3 separate regions of the Homo sapiens genome follow, and all the other regions are linked to region 1. The links are chromatin contacts, found by Hi-C or POLR2A ChIA-PET in ENCODE. All regions are on one chromosome and are shown on one strand. Each heading gives the region's core, a stretch centred on a gene start or an enhancer-like site at or near the end of the contact. The rest is flanking DNA. Distances are from core to core; before and after follow the strand shown.

Evidence for each region. Hi-C counts contacts between places; a loop is a spot of excess contacts on that map. ChIA-PET counts read pairs that join two places held with the same protein, here RNA polymerase II (POLR2A).
Region 2: a map of IMR-90 shows a loop between it and region 1 (3-fold over the local background). The contact joins two enhancer-like sites. A Hi-C loop is called at or near these places in 1 of 168 maps with a recorded cell type or tissue (IMR-90). POLR2A ChIA-PET finds 5 or more read pairs at or near these places in 2 of 52 experiments (H1 and MCF 10A).
Region 3: a map of posterior cingulate gyrus shows a loop between it and region 1 (3-fold over the local background). The contact joins two enhancer-like sites. A Hi-C loop is called at or near these places in 1 of 168 maps with a recorded cell type or tissue (posterior cingulate gyrus). POLR2A ChIA-PET finds 5 or more read pairs at or near these places in 1 of 52 experiments (A549).

Annotation. Positions count from the first base shown.
Region 1 is chr4:16,624,790-16,629,468 of GRCh38, forward strand. The region is part of intron 2 of LDB2 (LIM domain binding 2); the gene reads right to left. Among named protein-coding and RNA genes, the nearest start is that of LDB2, 270 kb to the right of the region's middle. Within about 2 kb of position 2,347, at least 4 of the 41 ENCODE cell types and tissues checked have a DNase peak (open chromatin) inside an H3K27ac peak, as active enhancers do.
Region 2 is chr4:17,446,988-17,451,666 of GRCh38, forward strand. No RefSeq gene overlaps it. Among named protein-coding and RNA genes, the nearest start is that of QDPR, 63 kb to the right of the region's middle. Within about 2 kb of position 1,969, at least 3 of the 41 ENCODE cell types and tissues checked have a DNase peak (open chromatin) inside an H3K27ac peak, as active enhancers do.
Region 3 is chr4:17,322,148-17,326,826 of GRCh38, forward strand. No RefSeq gene overlaps it. Among named protein-coding and RNA genes, the nearest start is that of SNORA75B, 3.6 kb to the left of the region's middle. Within about 2 kb of position 2,029, at least 2 of the 41 ENCODE cell types and tissues checked have a DNase peak (open chromatin) inside an H3K27ac peak, as active enhancers do.

The DNA.
Region 1 (4,679 bases), core at 1,097-3,596:
TAGATTGACACCATTTTATGAATAAAGGCTAAAAAAGTACAATTTACTGTATTTAAAGTAGTAAAAGAATTTGTTTCTCTGGGTAGAATTTCAAAGAAAATACAATAGTATCTGTTTAGGATGGTTAAAATACTCAGAGCTTAAAGATCAATCACCTAGTCTAACCATCTACTAAAGGTATCTGGCCAAGTTCTCTCATCTTTGAAACCTTTCAATGGCTCCCCATTGTGCTCAAGATGAGGTCGGGACTCCTTAATGTGACTTGCAAGGATCTTTCATGACCTGATCCCCGCTTACCTCTTTTGCCCCATCACCTGCTAGTCCCCTGCATCCTCATGCTATTTTCTCTGCATCATCTCATACCTCTCTCTAAGTCCCTGCAGCCCACCCCACATCACAATCAGTCTTGCTCCAGCAGCACAGAACTTCTTATAGCCCCTTTGAATCAGATATCTCTCCCTTGCTTTTGAGTTTTAGTTCATAAAGTTCCATCTGCTTGAAGTGTTTTCTCTGATTAATTTATACTTTAATAACCTCTTCCAGGAAATTTGGAGAAAGGATCACTCAGCAGAGCTTCTGCTATTCCTTCTCCTCAGTAGTGACAGAGCACTTCTCCCACTGGATTGAACTATTGACATGATTGTTCTTCATGAGACTGTAAGCTCTTTGAAGACAAGGACTTCAAACTGTCTGACTCATTGCTGTATCTCCACAATACCAGGGATGGAGTAGCCTTGATACATATTTGGTGAATAAATGAGTTACACCTAAAAGCCCGGATGGCCAGTCAGTACTCTTCCTTGAATATATCAGCTTCTCAACTGCGAAAAACACAAATGCAATAAAGTCTTTGGGCAGTACAGTTTTCTGAATACTGGGAAGGGTTCTTGCACAGAAAGCAGTTTAAGACACCCTGAAAACTTACGGAAGTTTAAGCACACTCCCAAAGCCTGCTAATTTCCATGGCTTCTCTTAGTGATGGAAAAGCACTTCTTGATTCCAGCATGCTGTTTCATCATCATTGTAAAGAGTGTCTCCAATGTCTCCTACTCCTCACAGCCTCTGCATAAAACCACTGGTCCCCGCTGTTCTGTTCCAGAATTGCAGAATGCTCCAGTAAGAATGGTCTTCTTACTGGACCATCCTGTCCAACACTGGTTTGTGTTGGACACAACCTATATCACTGATTTGTGATATAGGTTGATACAGGACAGGGAACCAAAATCCTTAAAGGCCACTAGGTAGAGGGCAGCACACTGCATATTTGATTGAACCATGGCTTTGTGCATTATCTTATTCTATTGATAGCACAACCCTATGAGGTTGGCAGTCATTAACCCCTTTGTATAAATGAGGGAAATGAGAATTAAAGATGATAAGTTGTGCAGTGTCACACACTGGCTAGTACATCTAATGTTCTCTTTCCATCTGCCTCATTTTAATTAGACATCCAAACCACCTCATTTTAATCAGAATACACGTTAGTTACTAGACTACTTGGAGAACATGAGATTTTTACCTTTATCACCAATTGAAGTCCCTGGTTCTTGTTTGCACTTATCTTATTCTTTCTCTCGCTGTTTTGCAGTGGCAGAATGTCACATGTCAAAAAAGTACTGCCATGGGAGACACATCATCATAAAGCCTAAAGTTTGAAATTGGTCACGAATGACCAGCATATGTCAACAACTTTGAAAATACCTATTCCCAAATCACACTAGCTAGACACTTCACTTCAGTGCTTGAAATCTAGCCAGGTTCTCACAGAGAAATCAGGCAAATACAACTTGCACTTATTTCCAGTTCCCAGCTCTGGCTAAGCTTCATTTTATTGTAAATCATCACAGATTTTTTTTTTTCATTTACTAGCTCTGTGACCTTGGACAAGTTGCTTTACCTTGCTGTGTCCTGGTTTTCTCATCAATAAGTAGGAATAATAGTCCCTACCTCAAGTGGCTACTGATTAGATATGGTAACATGTAATGTCCTCATCAGAGTGACTCTCAATGAAGATCAGGTAGTCTTGTTTGTGACATATATGAGCCTCGGCAGCAAGCCTCTCCTACTGCTTACTGTGAAAGGATGCCAACACCTGGATGGAAACGCTGCAGAAGACAGATCCATTAGATAGCCATGAAAGGAGATCTGGACTATAGACAAAGGATTCTCCAGAAACTGCAAGGAGACAGAACACAGAGAACTGTACCTTAGCTATCTTAAAGGTTACTGCTGCTGTGTTAAAAAAAAATCCTTCTGGTGGGGCCATATGAAGTACCCACTCTCAACGCCTCCTTCCCCAACGGCTGCATATTCATAGTCAGGGCTTCTTGGCAGTGAGACACACACCATGAGTCACACTGGGAGGTCAGTGACGAAACCATTATTCCCTTCAGTGTCATCCCCACCCCACCACAATTCCACTTTTGATTTGACACGTTATATGCTTAAAACATCTGGAAGTAAATCATCATCGAAGATACTATAAATGTGTGTGGTAATTATTGATGTGGCCCATACTACTGGGAGCAGTGTGCTTCTGTTCTTTTCCAGTTCAGTGAAAAAGGGGTTATAAATGTTAAAAACATTAGACTCCCCCAGTCCACTCTTCTATACAAGTGACTATTCTCCCAGGTGCTTGTGGGGAGCTCACTCTACCTTCTGGAAAGAAGGAAGGGAAAACTAACATTTATCATTATCATCATCATCGTCATCATTATTTTTTGGCTGCTATCTCTTATGTGTCAGGTCTTTTACATCAACTATCTCCATTTTATGGGTAGAAAACCCAAGCCTCAGAAAGATTAGATTACTTTCCTAAGCGTACACAGACACTAAGTGACAAAGAGTCAGGATTCCTGGTGTGGTAGGCAGCCTCCAAGATGGCCCCAGAGACCCCTGCCTCCTGGTATTCACCACCCTTGTGAAATCGCTTCTCTTTGTGTGTTGGCTGAATTTAGTGACCTGCTTCTAGCAATAAAATAGAACATGAGAGAAGCGATGGGATATCATTTCCAAAATTAGGTTACAGAAAGACTGTGGCTTCCATCATGGGTGACTTAGCACATATTCCACTGAGGGGTGGGATAAACTGACTTGTGAGGACTGGCCTGAACACCTGGCCACTGCTAACACAGAGGGCCAAGCTGCTGGAGTCAAATCAACGTGCACATGGGGTTTATGAGTCAAATTCTGCCCCTTTTCACCATGCCTGCACGGTTAAAGAAATCCACTCTGATTCCATGTGGCCAATTCCAACCACTCATCAGTGAGCCAGGATGTCCCCAAGTTCAACATAAGGAAAGAGAAACGAGGCTGCATTTCAAACGGTTTGGGTGCAGTGAAACTGGATGGCACATCATGCCTAGTACCTCTTCTTTTAACTTCTAAACGCTTGTAAACTCTGTGTGAATCAGAAATATACGGGTTGCATTACTCTGACTCAATTCATCAGAATGTTGTTTTGCAAGGATTACGTGAATTCCAGGAAGGCCTTGAAAAATAGCATTCTTTCATCTCATGCCCCAAAAGCTCCCAACAGGATGGATTCCCAAAACCCAAGATGTTGCCATTTGACTTAGAACTTCTCCAGGAGAAGCTCACCATCTATTCAGCTCCTACAGAGGGCCCTGGACTGAAGGTACTGATTTTCCAAATTGATAGTGTATTTGCATCAGATCCATCTTCCTATGATTTGGGGATGAGAAAGGTAACTTTTGGGAAAGACCCTTCTCAACTTTTTTTGCCTGACAAAACACTACCCGTCCTCTGGTGAGTTAAATCTTTTTTTTTTTTGTCCTGTACCATTCGAGAAAGCCTCTCTTAAATTTGAGTCACCCGGGGTCACTTCCAAGATGGCCAAATAGCAACAGCTCTGGTCTACAGCTCCCAGCGAGATAGACGCAGAAGATGGGTGATTTCTGCATTTCCAACTGAGGTACCTGGTTCATCTCACTGGGACTGGTTGGACAGTGGGTGCAGCCCATGGAGGGTGAGCCGAAGAAGGGTGGGGTGTCACCTCACCCAGGAAGTGCAAGGGGTCAGGGGATCTCCCTTTCCTATCCAAGGGAAGCCGTGAGTGACTGTACCTGGAGAAGCAGTACACTTCTGCCCAAATACTGCACTTTTCCCATGGTCTCACAACCGGTAGACCAGGAGATCCCCCACCCTGTGCCTGGCTCAGTGGGTCCCATGCCCATGGAGCTTTGCTTGCTGCTAGTGCAGCAGTCCGTGATGGACCTGGGATGCTGAAGCTTGGTTGGGGGAGGGGCATCCGCCATTGCTGAGGCTTGAGTAGGTGGTTCTATGCTCACAGTGTAAACAAAGTGGCAGGGAAGCTCAAACTGGGTAGAGCCCACCACAGATCAGCAAGGCCTACTGCCTCTCTAGATTCCACCTCTGGGGGCAGGGCATATCAGAACAAAAGGCAGCAGACAGCTTCTTCAGACTTAAACGTCCCTGCCTGACAGCTATGAAGAGAGCAGTGTTTCTCCCAGCATGGAGTTCAAGCTCCAAAAATGGACAGACTGCCTCCTCAAGTGGGTCCCTGACCCCCGTGTAGCCTAATTGGGAGACACCTCCCAGTAGGGGCCAACAGACACCTAATACAGATGGGTACCTCTCTGGGATGAAGCTTCCAGAGGAAGGATCAGACAACAATATTTGCTGTTCTGCACCCTCTG
Region 2 (4,679 bases), core at 719-3,218, 820 kb after region 1:
TTTATGCCTCTGCTGAAGCCCTTCCCCAGGCTAACTTGTTCCGTAGCCAGTTATGTCCGCATTGTTCCCTCCCACTAGACTGTGAGCTCCTCGAGGGCAGGAGCATTCCTTCTTCATCTTGGTAGCCCCACAGCCAAGCACAGTCACTTGATGTAAGCTCCCATCGTTATTTGTTGACTCAAATTTGCTCACTTCAAGTGAAGGAAGAATGATAGTTTAAAGTCATACGACTATCATTCCTTACTTGCAAAGAAACTTGGCAACAGACAGGTGCTGAGCTGGTTTCTGCTGTAAGCAATCTTCAAGGCATTTCAAAAACGATGGTCTTCGAGGAGATTCCTTTGAGATAGGCAAAGGCATAGAATTTATTTGAGAATCCTGGAATGCAGGAAGGTTACAGGCTAACTCAAAACCCAGAAAAAGCAATTGATCATGATTTTAGACAGTAATTCTGTTGCAGCTTCTCCAGATTCATTGCTTTCCTTCCCCTCATTTCCCACCTCCAGTCTTGATTCCCCATCATTTACCAGTAGACTATTTGGCATAGTTTTAGGATATTTTGTTGGTAGCACAGAATACTTTCTACCCCATTTCAAACCTTCCCCGCGAGGCTCAATTAGTCAGAATAAACCAGATTATGAGGCAGTAACAGATAGCCCTCAAATTTAAGTGCCTTCATACCATAATAGTTTACTCTTCATGTTTGCTACATCTACTGTATGTCTGGGCAGCTCTCCAGGACAACTAAGGTCAATGCAGTAACTCAGCAAACTACATGTCCCTTGCCTTGTGGCTCTAACATCTCAAGACAAGATTGAAGAGAGTGTGTGGCAGTACCAACATCTGTATGTTCTATGCTTGGGCTCTGAAGTGAAACTGGACACATAGCTCCACCTACTGGCAAAGGACCTAGGAAATGTAATCCTCTGTGGACCCAGAAAGGAAAGAAAAACCAGATACTGATAAGCTCTGGTACTGTCTCTTCTAAGGGTTTCACAATAACTTTTTTGTTGTTGTTTTTTGGACACAGGGTCTCTCTCTGTTGCCCAGACTTGGATGCCCAGTGGTACAATCATAACCAACTTCACTGAAGCCTCAACCTCTTAGGTTTGAGCAATTCACCAACCTCAGCCTGTTGAGTAGCTAACACTCCAGGTGTGTGCCACCACCCAGCTAATTTTTTTTTCTTTTTTTTCTTTTTTTTTTTTTTTTTTTTTGGTGGAAACAGAGTCTCACTATATTGCCCAGGCTGGTCTCCAACTCCTGGCCTCAAGTGATCCTCCCACTTCAGCCTCCCAGTGTTCTGGGATTACAGGCATGAGGCACTGTGCCTGGCTCACAAGGACTTTTATAAGTTAAAAATGTGCAAGTGCTCCACCCATCAAACCCATCCCTCTTGTAAAGCAGTGCCATGAACCACTACATGCACTTGGAAGGCAGATTAGAAGGGGCAGCTTGCTGCTCCCGCCAAAGATTTACCTAAGAAGACTAAGCCAGGACCAGTCTCCTCCACATCCCCTGAAGCAGAAACCTCCCCTGCACAGATCAGAAGGGGAAAGTGCAGCCTCCCTGCCTTTCTCACCTACAGTCTTATTTATGGGGTGGTGAGGGCGGGGGGCCTGTATGCCTATTTGTTTACCAGAGGTGTTTTAGCCTAATTGGTTAGGAAAGAAACAAAGCATTTAGACAAATAATTGGCCATTCCAGGACATCCACCCTTGAAGAGTTCCCTGACAAGGAAAAGAAGATTCAAGAGTAAAGTTTGAAAGGTTTCAGCTTTCTTTCCAATGTTAGAAGAAAAACCTTAGCCAAAGTAAATGTAACAGTTGAATTGAGCAAGAATGATTCATGAATCAGCCAGCCTCCAGAGCCAGAGTAGGCTCAGAGAGTCCAGAGCAGCCATAGGGTGGAAGAAGATTTATGAACAGAAAAAGGAAAGTGACACACAGGAAACAGAAGTGAGGTATACAAACAGCTGGACTGGTGACAGCTCAGGCATTTACCTTATTTGAACACGGTTTGAACAGTTGGCACCCTTTGACTGGCCAAAACTCGGTGATTGGCACAAGAGTAGGTTACAGTCTGTTTATATCTCCGTTTAGGTTATAGTTCATGATGTACAGAGAAATCTTTAGGCTGAACTTAAAATATGTAAAGAGGCAGCTCTAGACTAAACTATTTAACACCAAATTCAATAACTAATTTTATTTTAATATAATACTTCTCTTTGCTTATAGATATTGGAATTCAACACCTCCAACAAATATTCATTGAATACTTAGAATATACCTGACTGCAGGAAATAGAAGCCCAAATATTTTTCAAACAACTATGATGTTCCAAGTTCCAAACTGTATGTTCTTTTATTTTATTTATTAAACTTTATTTTATCCTTTATTAAAGGATAAATTACTTTATCCTTTTCGCATCCTTTGACGTTCTTACGATTGCTCCCATTTTGCAGAAAAATAAACTGAGGCTCAAAGAGTTGAGCAGTTTAGCCAAGTTCAGGGCTAGGAATAGTGGGAAAATGGGCATCTCAACTACATTGGTCTGGCTTATGATAATGGAGGCCCACATATTCATTCCAAATCAATTAAAACTTAGAAGTTGTTGGTTTAACAACCATTTTTAGACTTGGTATTACTTGAAAGTATAATCAAGGGATCATTTATTCATTAGAGTAACTACAGTTCTATTTGAATAAGCTGAATTTTTTTCATGCTAATTATGTCTTTTGTGTACTATCCATTATGGCATGATGATCTTTTCAACTTCATCCACTTCCCTTTCTCTGTAATAACTCATTGAACAGAATGCAGTTCTATAAATGGTCCAGGGATGTACTCCTATCCCAGGATTTAAAAAGATAATATTCATAAGGCACTTAACAAAATGCCCATAACTAAGTAATCAGTGTATAAAGATTATTTATTTTCTTTAGTAAAGTTGCAGAGCGTTGGTCCTTATGTCGTATAGTAAGTGAAAACCTAAAAAATAAAAACCCTAATACCTGATAAGAACTGTAAATATCACAAACCTATTAGAAGTGAGATAGAGATGGAGACCATTATATGTGTCTAAAATGACGCATCTTTAGCTTCAAACACACACTCATGGGGCTTAACAAGAGCAATTGTGTGTTCACTCATAGAAAGACAACAATCAAAACAAATTTAGAAATATTCTGAAAAGTTGGGAATCTGTTGTCAAAATTATGACTAAAAGGCAAGATATAAATAGAAGTTTTATAATATTTCTTAGCTTTTTTCTGAATGAACCCTCCCTTAATACTAGATAAGCCTATTGTTTAGATTTTCTTACATTTTATTTTATGCACATTTTCAGAAGCCATTTACACAAAATTAGGATACTGCCAGTGTGTACTTTTTTTACACAATAAGTCTACTTTGTTCACTGTCTCCCCAGTATCCAAAGTAGTGTCTGGCACACAGCAGGCTCTCAGGAGGTCCTTGATGAATAAATGAATGACCAGATCTACATAGGATAATGCATGTGACAAAGAGGAAAAAAAACTTCAAAAGCTAGAGCTGAATTCCCCTTAGGGAGATAGCTGCCCTTTTGTGGATAATCCATTGTGATGGTTAATTTTATGTGTCAGTTTGCCTGGGCCATTAGATGCCCAGATATCTGGTCAAACGTTATACTGGGTGTGTCTGTGAGGGTGTTTCTGGATGAGATTAACATTTGAATCAGTACACTAAGAAAAGAAGATTGCCTTCCCTAATGTGGGAGGACCCCATCCAATCAAATGAAGACCTTAACAGGACAAAAAGTCTGAATAAAGGGAAACTTCTCCTGCTTAACTGCCTTGAGCCAGGACATTGGTCTTTTCAGGCCTTAAGACTCATACTGAAACATCAGCTCTTTTTCTTTTTAGTTATTTATTTTTAATTTTTTTAATTGACACATAATTGTACATATGTATGGCATACTTAGTGATATTGCAATACATATGTAAGGCATAGTGATCAGATCAGGGCAATTAATATAACCATCATGGCAAACATTTATCTTTTTTTTGTGTTGGGACTGAGATGGGATTGTTTCCTTGACCTCGACCCCCTTTGTGGGCAGGAACTGGAGTGGCTCATTTCACTCAGCCTGCAGTCCATGGATGGCTAACTGTTAGCAGCTCAGTGAAGGGTCAGAGTGATAGCCTCCTGCACCTGTCCTTTTTGACACCTGAGTTCTTGTTCGGTATCCAGGAAGAATCAGGTCACATGAACTATTTGAAGGGTAGTGTATGTGGAGGATTTTACTGGGTGATAAAAGTGGCACTCAGTGGGATGGGGAATTGGAAAGGGGGTGGTATGGGAAGAAGATGATCTTTCCCTGAAACTGAACCATCTGAAGTTAACTGCGTCTCCATAGTCTCTGATGCTCAGCTGCTTGTATCCCCAAAGTTCACCAACTTGTATCTCCGAGGCTCAGCAGCTTGCATCCCCAACCACTTGCACCAGCCACTTGTGTTGCTCTGCCAGACGAAGTCTTTTTATGGGCACAGGATGGGGGTGGGGAGGGCCAAAAAGGCAATTATTTGAGCAGAAAAAATGAGGTCAGCTGCTTTCACTTAGGGCCCAGGTTCCAGGCTTGAGGGTGGAGGTTAGCCAGGACCCAGCAATTCTGTATCAGGAACATTCAATGCTCTCTTTCTA
Region 3 (4,679 bases), core at 779-3,278, 700 kb after region 1:
CAAAAAAAAAAAAAATGAATCATACTATTTTGTTTGTGATGTGCCAGACACTGGGCTAAACACTTTATATGTTTTTCCTGCTTAAATTCAGCCCACAAATACACATTATGTGACTGTCTCTCCATGACAAAACCCCTAGGAGATTTTAGGGAAGGGAGAGATTGACCCAAAGGACCCAAAAAGACAGCAAAGCTTGAGCTAGGCCTTAAGAGAAGGAAAGAATTTGAATAGAAGGTGAGTAAAAGAGAAACTACAGAAGCACAGCCCAAGAGAAACATAATGTGAGCCACAAATACAAGCTACATATCCAATTCTGAATTTTCTAGTGGCCACATTTTTTAAAGTTAAAAAAGGTAAAATTAACTTTTAGAATATATTTTATCCAATATTTGCAATGTATTAAAATTTCAGTATGTAATCAGTATAAAACATTATTAATGAGATGTTTTGCATTATTTTCTTTCTCTACTAAGTCTTTGATATCTGGTGTGTATTCTCTACTTACAGAACTTGTCAGTTTCAAGTAGCCAGACTTCAAGTGCTCAATAGCCCCATGTGACTACCACCTTGGACAGCACAAGTCAAGAGGTTTTGAAAAAAGAAAAGGCATTCATGGATGTCTTGCTAGGCCTCAGTCACTTTTTCTACAAACACAGCTTTATTTAATCTTCCAAACCACTCCCTTAGGGGAATATTGTTACAGGTTGAGTATCCCTTATCCAAAATGCTTGGGACCAGAAGTATTTTGGAATTCAGATATTTTTTCTAATTTTGGAATACTTGCATTATACTTATGCGTTCAGCATCTTTACTCCGAGAATCCAAAATCTGAAATGTTCCAATGGGTATTTCCTTTGAACATTGTGTCAGCATTCAATGGCAAAAGTTTGGATGTGAAATCCAAAAGTTTTGCATTTTGAAGCATTTCGGGTTTTGGATTTTTGGATGAGGGGTATTCAACCTGTATTATCCCCATTTTACAGAGGAGAACACTGAGACTCTAAGAGGTTAAGTTGACAGCTAAATAAGTGGGTTGATCTAGGATTTAAATCCAGCTCTCACCAACTTCAAGCCTGGGCATATTCCTCATGCTGGAATTGTCTTAGGAAACTGCTTCCGAGGACCGTGCACCCCAAAACAAGACAACACCCGGGCAGAGAGAACCACAGAGATCCTGGGATCCACTTCTGAGCAGCTTCCTCCCCAGGCTCCATAGCCCACACCAGCTTTGTACAGCCTCCCGTACAGGGAGCAGGGTGGACAAAAAGCACGCAAACACACGCAACTTTTCTCTTTCCAGTTAATTGAAATTGAGATGTACCCTGCTCCATCACAGCAAAATGACGAAAGGAAAGCAAGGAAGGGCACCTGTGTGGGTAAATCTTTTACTTCTGTTGCAGAGACGTACATGATGAACAGATACTTAGTTGGCTGCTTCTCAGCCAGCCAAGCAGGGCTCCCTTACACCCTTTGCGGCTCTATTTTGTTGTCAATTACTGTTTCTAAAACTATTAAGAGAGGAAGGGGGAAGAGTATAAACAGCATTAACGGTAATTTACGATCTGAAAAGGGACAGCAGGAGTTCGAAATCTGTCTACATTAAGATACTTTCCCCACGCTCCTCTGGGTCCTGGAGCTAGAGGATCAGGATCCAGGATCGTAGGAAAAGGATGTTTATACAACACTTCTGGCAGAAAAGACATTTTTTTTCCTTGCACGCCGAGGGCAAGGTTCAGCTGACTTTCCATAAAGGGTCTGGTCTGTGCCGAGCATGCTGTGGGTACCCTGTCCCTGGTGTGGGAAGATACATGAGCTTTCCAGATTTTTGTTTTATTTTATTTACTTTTTGTTTAATGAACCCTCCCTGATTTCTACAGTCATTCAAGCTTGCTGCCACCCACCCCACCCCACCTCAACCATCAGCAAAGCCCACCAGGAAAATTGCCAAGAGAGACACTCATCAGCTCTTCAGTGAGAATTTTGCCATGCTTCTGCCTTTGGTAACTCCAGATTCTTCCAGACAAAGGTTGACTCCATCACTAAGGCATGTTTTATGCCATCCAGTTTAACTTTGCAGGACCTACTTCTCAAGCCAAGGAATTGCAAGACCACATTATGTAGCAGCTTGAGTTAGAGTCTAAAAGGAGAGCCAGTTGCACCCCAGGATTACCATGATTTTTTCCTTTTTCTTTTCTTTTGAGGTGGGCATGAGATACCACGGTCTGGCTCTGAACACAATCTCTGGCAGCTGCTTATGATTCTCTCAACACTAATGATGTGATCAAGTCTTCGAGTGAATTTTGGAGCTGAAGGGAGAGACAAAAAGAAAATTTCATAAACCACCCCCAGAATCTGTTCGCTGAAGCACCACACATTTACAGTACCACCTTCGCGAACCAGTCTCTTAGATCACTAGCGACCCCACGTGGCCAATTTAAAAGAACAGTAATTTTTCTCCCCCCCCGCAGAAAAGAAACTTAACGCTTCAAGGTTTTACTCCTAAGTCTTCGTAGAATTTAAAAACTGAAAAGCTGTAAGGACCGTTAATGTCACCTGACCCAACCACCTCATTTTACAGGAAGCAGAGGTTGAGAGAGGTAAAAAGGGCCTCGAAAGGTCACACAGAATGTTAAGGTCAAGTTAGGAAGCAATACAAGAAATGATTCTAAGAGATTCTATGCTACTGGATTTTAATTTCTTAATCGAAGAAAGGAAAAGAAGGCTTTTGTTCCCCAGACCAGAAAATAAATACTGCTATTACAGAAGAATCACTGTAATAAGACTGCATGTTTTAAAGGATCCCAAGTTCCAATAGGTATGTAGGCAATACATATATTTCTTTCCTCTTCTACGCCTAAAACTTACCAGAGTACATTAAATAGAGTCACGGCAAGAATGAGGCCAGCATGGACAAGAGGGAGGAGTCGGCATTTGGCAAATGTGAATTAGATGCTCATTCCCAAAGCCTAGCCACTGAGCAAAGGAAAAGATTGGGTTTCATTTCCACCCTCATAATGGCACTGCAGAGTGGACACTATTATTCCCATTTTAGAAATGAGAACACTGAGGCTCAGGGAACTAAACTAACTTGCTCAAAATCTGACAGAGACTAAACTGCAAAGCTAGCTCTCTGCAGGACTTTACTTAATGCCTCAACTTATCCATCCATCAAATGGGATGATAAAGTCGGCCTGTTGATCAGAAAATGTTAGTGTTAGAAAGGGTCCTCAGAGGAACTCTCTTTCAAATGAAAATGGACCCGCTGTACATATAACAGTCAAAAATGATTGGTATCTATCTGCATATATATAATAAAGTCTAGCAAAGAGAACATGGGTGCTGTTGTGACCAGATTAAAGCTGAGAGTTAAACAGGGCATTTGCAGTTTTCGATCTGCTTGAGCATCCGGGCTGTATATTCTGTTTTGTTTACTCTGTAACATAGAGTTTCTGATTCACTTTCCCCAAGATAGAAGTCTATCTTGGTTTGATGGACAATGTTGCTGCTGCTGCAGCTGTTCAAATCACACTGCCCTTCCAGCCTCAGAGCCCTCCTCAATTCAAGAGAGAGATGCTTCATTCAAAGTCTGCTCTAAAACCAGTTAGTACGTGTCTACCTTCAGGTCCACGTGGTGTTAAAATATGACATTCTATATACATTTATATGTGTATGTGTTGATATTTATTACCACTACTAACACAGTTTTAAATTAGGTGCAGATGACCTTAAAATCATTTACTTAACTCAAGCACCACCATAGAATCCAAAAGTTCCAGGAGGAGGAAGGAAAATTTGAAAATCACTGATCCAGTCCAGCCTGCTATCAAGAAACCCTACTTTTGTTAAAACCAAAATGAGAACCTCCAAAATTTAGGATCAGCTCAAATCTCCACTCCTCATCACCATCACTACAACCCCATGTGTCACCTTTCCCACGAAGCATCTCATTTGGTCTCCTTTTGCCATCATAGGTTGGACCCCTTCCCCGCCCCACCCCACTACAGGACACGGTCCCCCATTCTTGGCAGCTCTATCCAAAGCATGGACCAAACCTCCCTTTGCTGTCTGCTCTGAGTACCATGGAAACAGTCTGGAATTTTCCCAATGCCATTTCTAAAATTACTGCAAGAGAATAGAAGGTAAATAAATACAGAAAGTGGGAGAAATCTAAAATCAATGATTTACAAAGCGTGAAATTCTGATCCAAATCTTACTACAGGTCATTCTCTCTCTAGAGCTAGAAAATCTTTCCCTGTTCCAGGAGGAGGTCCCCAAAATAGAAATACTCCATGTAAATTGGTACAAAGACTCTGAAAAGCAATCCAGCACCATCCTTCAAGGTCTGTAAAAAAATTCCTATGCTCGGGCCCTGTAATTTCACTTCTCCAACTCACCTGAATGAAATAATCAAACAGCGAGGGCAGTAATTCATTCACAAAGATGTTTGTCACTAACTCACCTATAATTATATAAAAAAAGAAAACCTGAAAACAAACTGTGCAACAGGGTTTATGATGTAGCCATAAAATGGAACATTACGTAGCCATTAAAAATGATGTTTTAAAGCATTTTTGATAATACTAAGTGGACAAAAAAAGAACTTTTAATGGCATTTAGTGAAAATAGCAAGGTGCAAAACTGGTACACATTATGTAATCAAATATTTCAAACCAAAACAA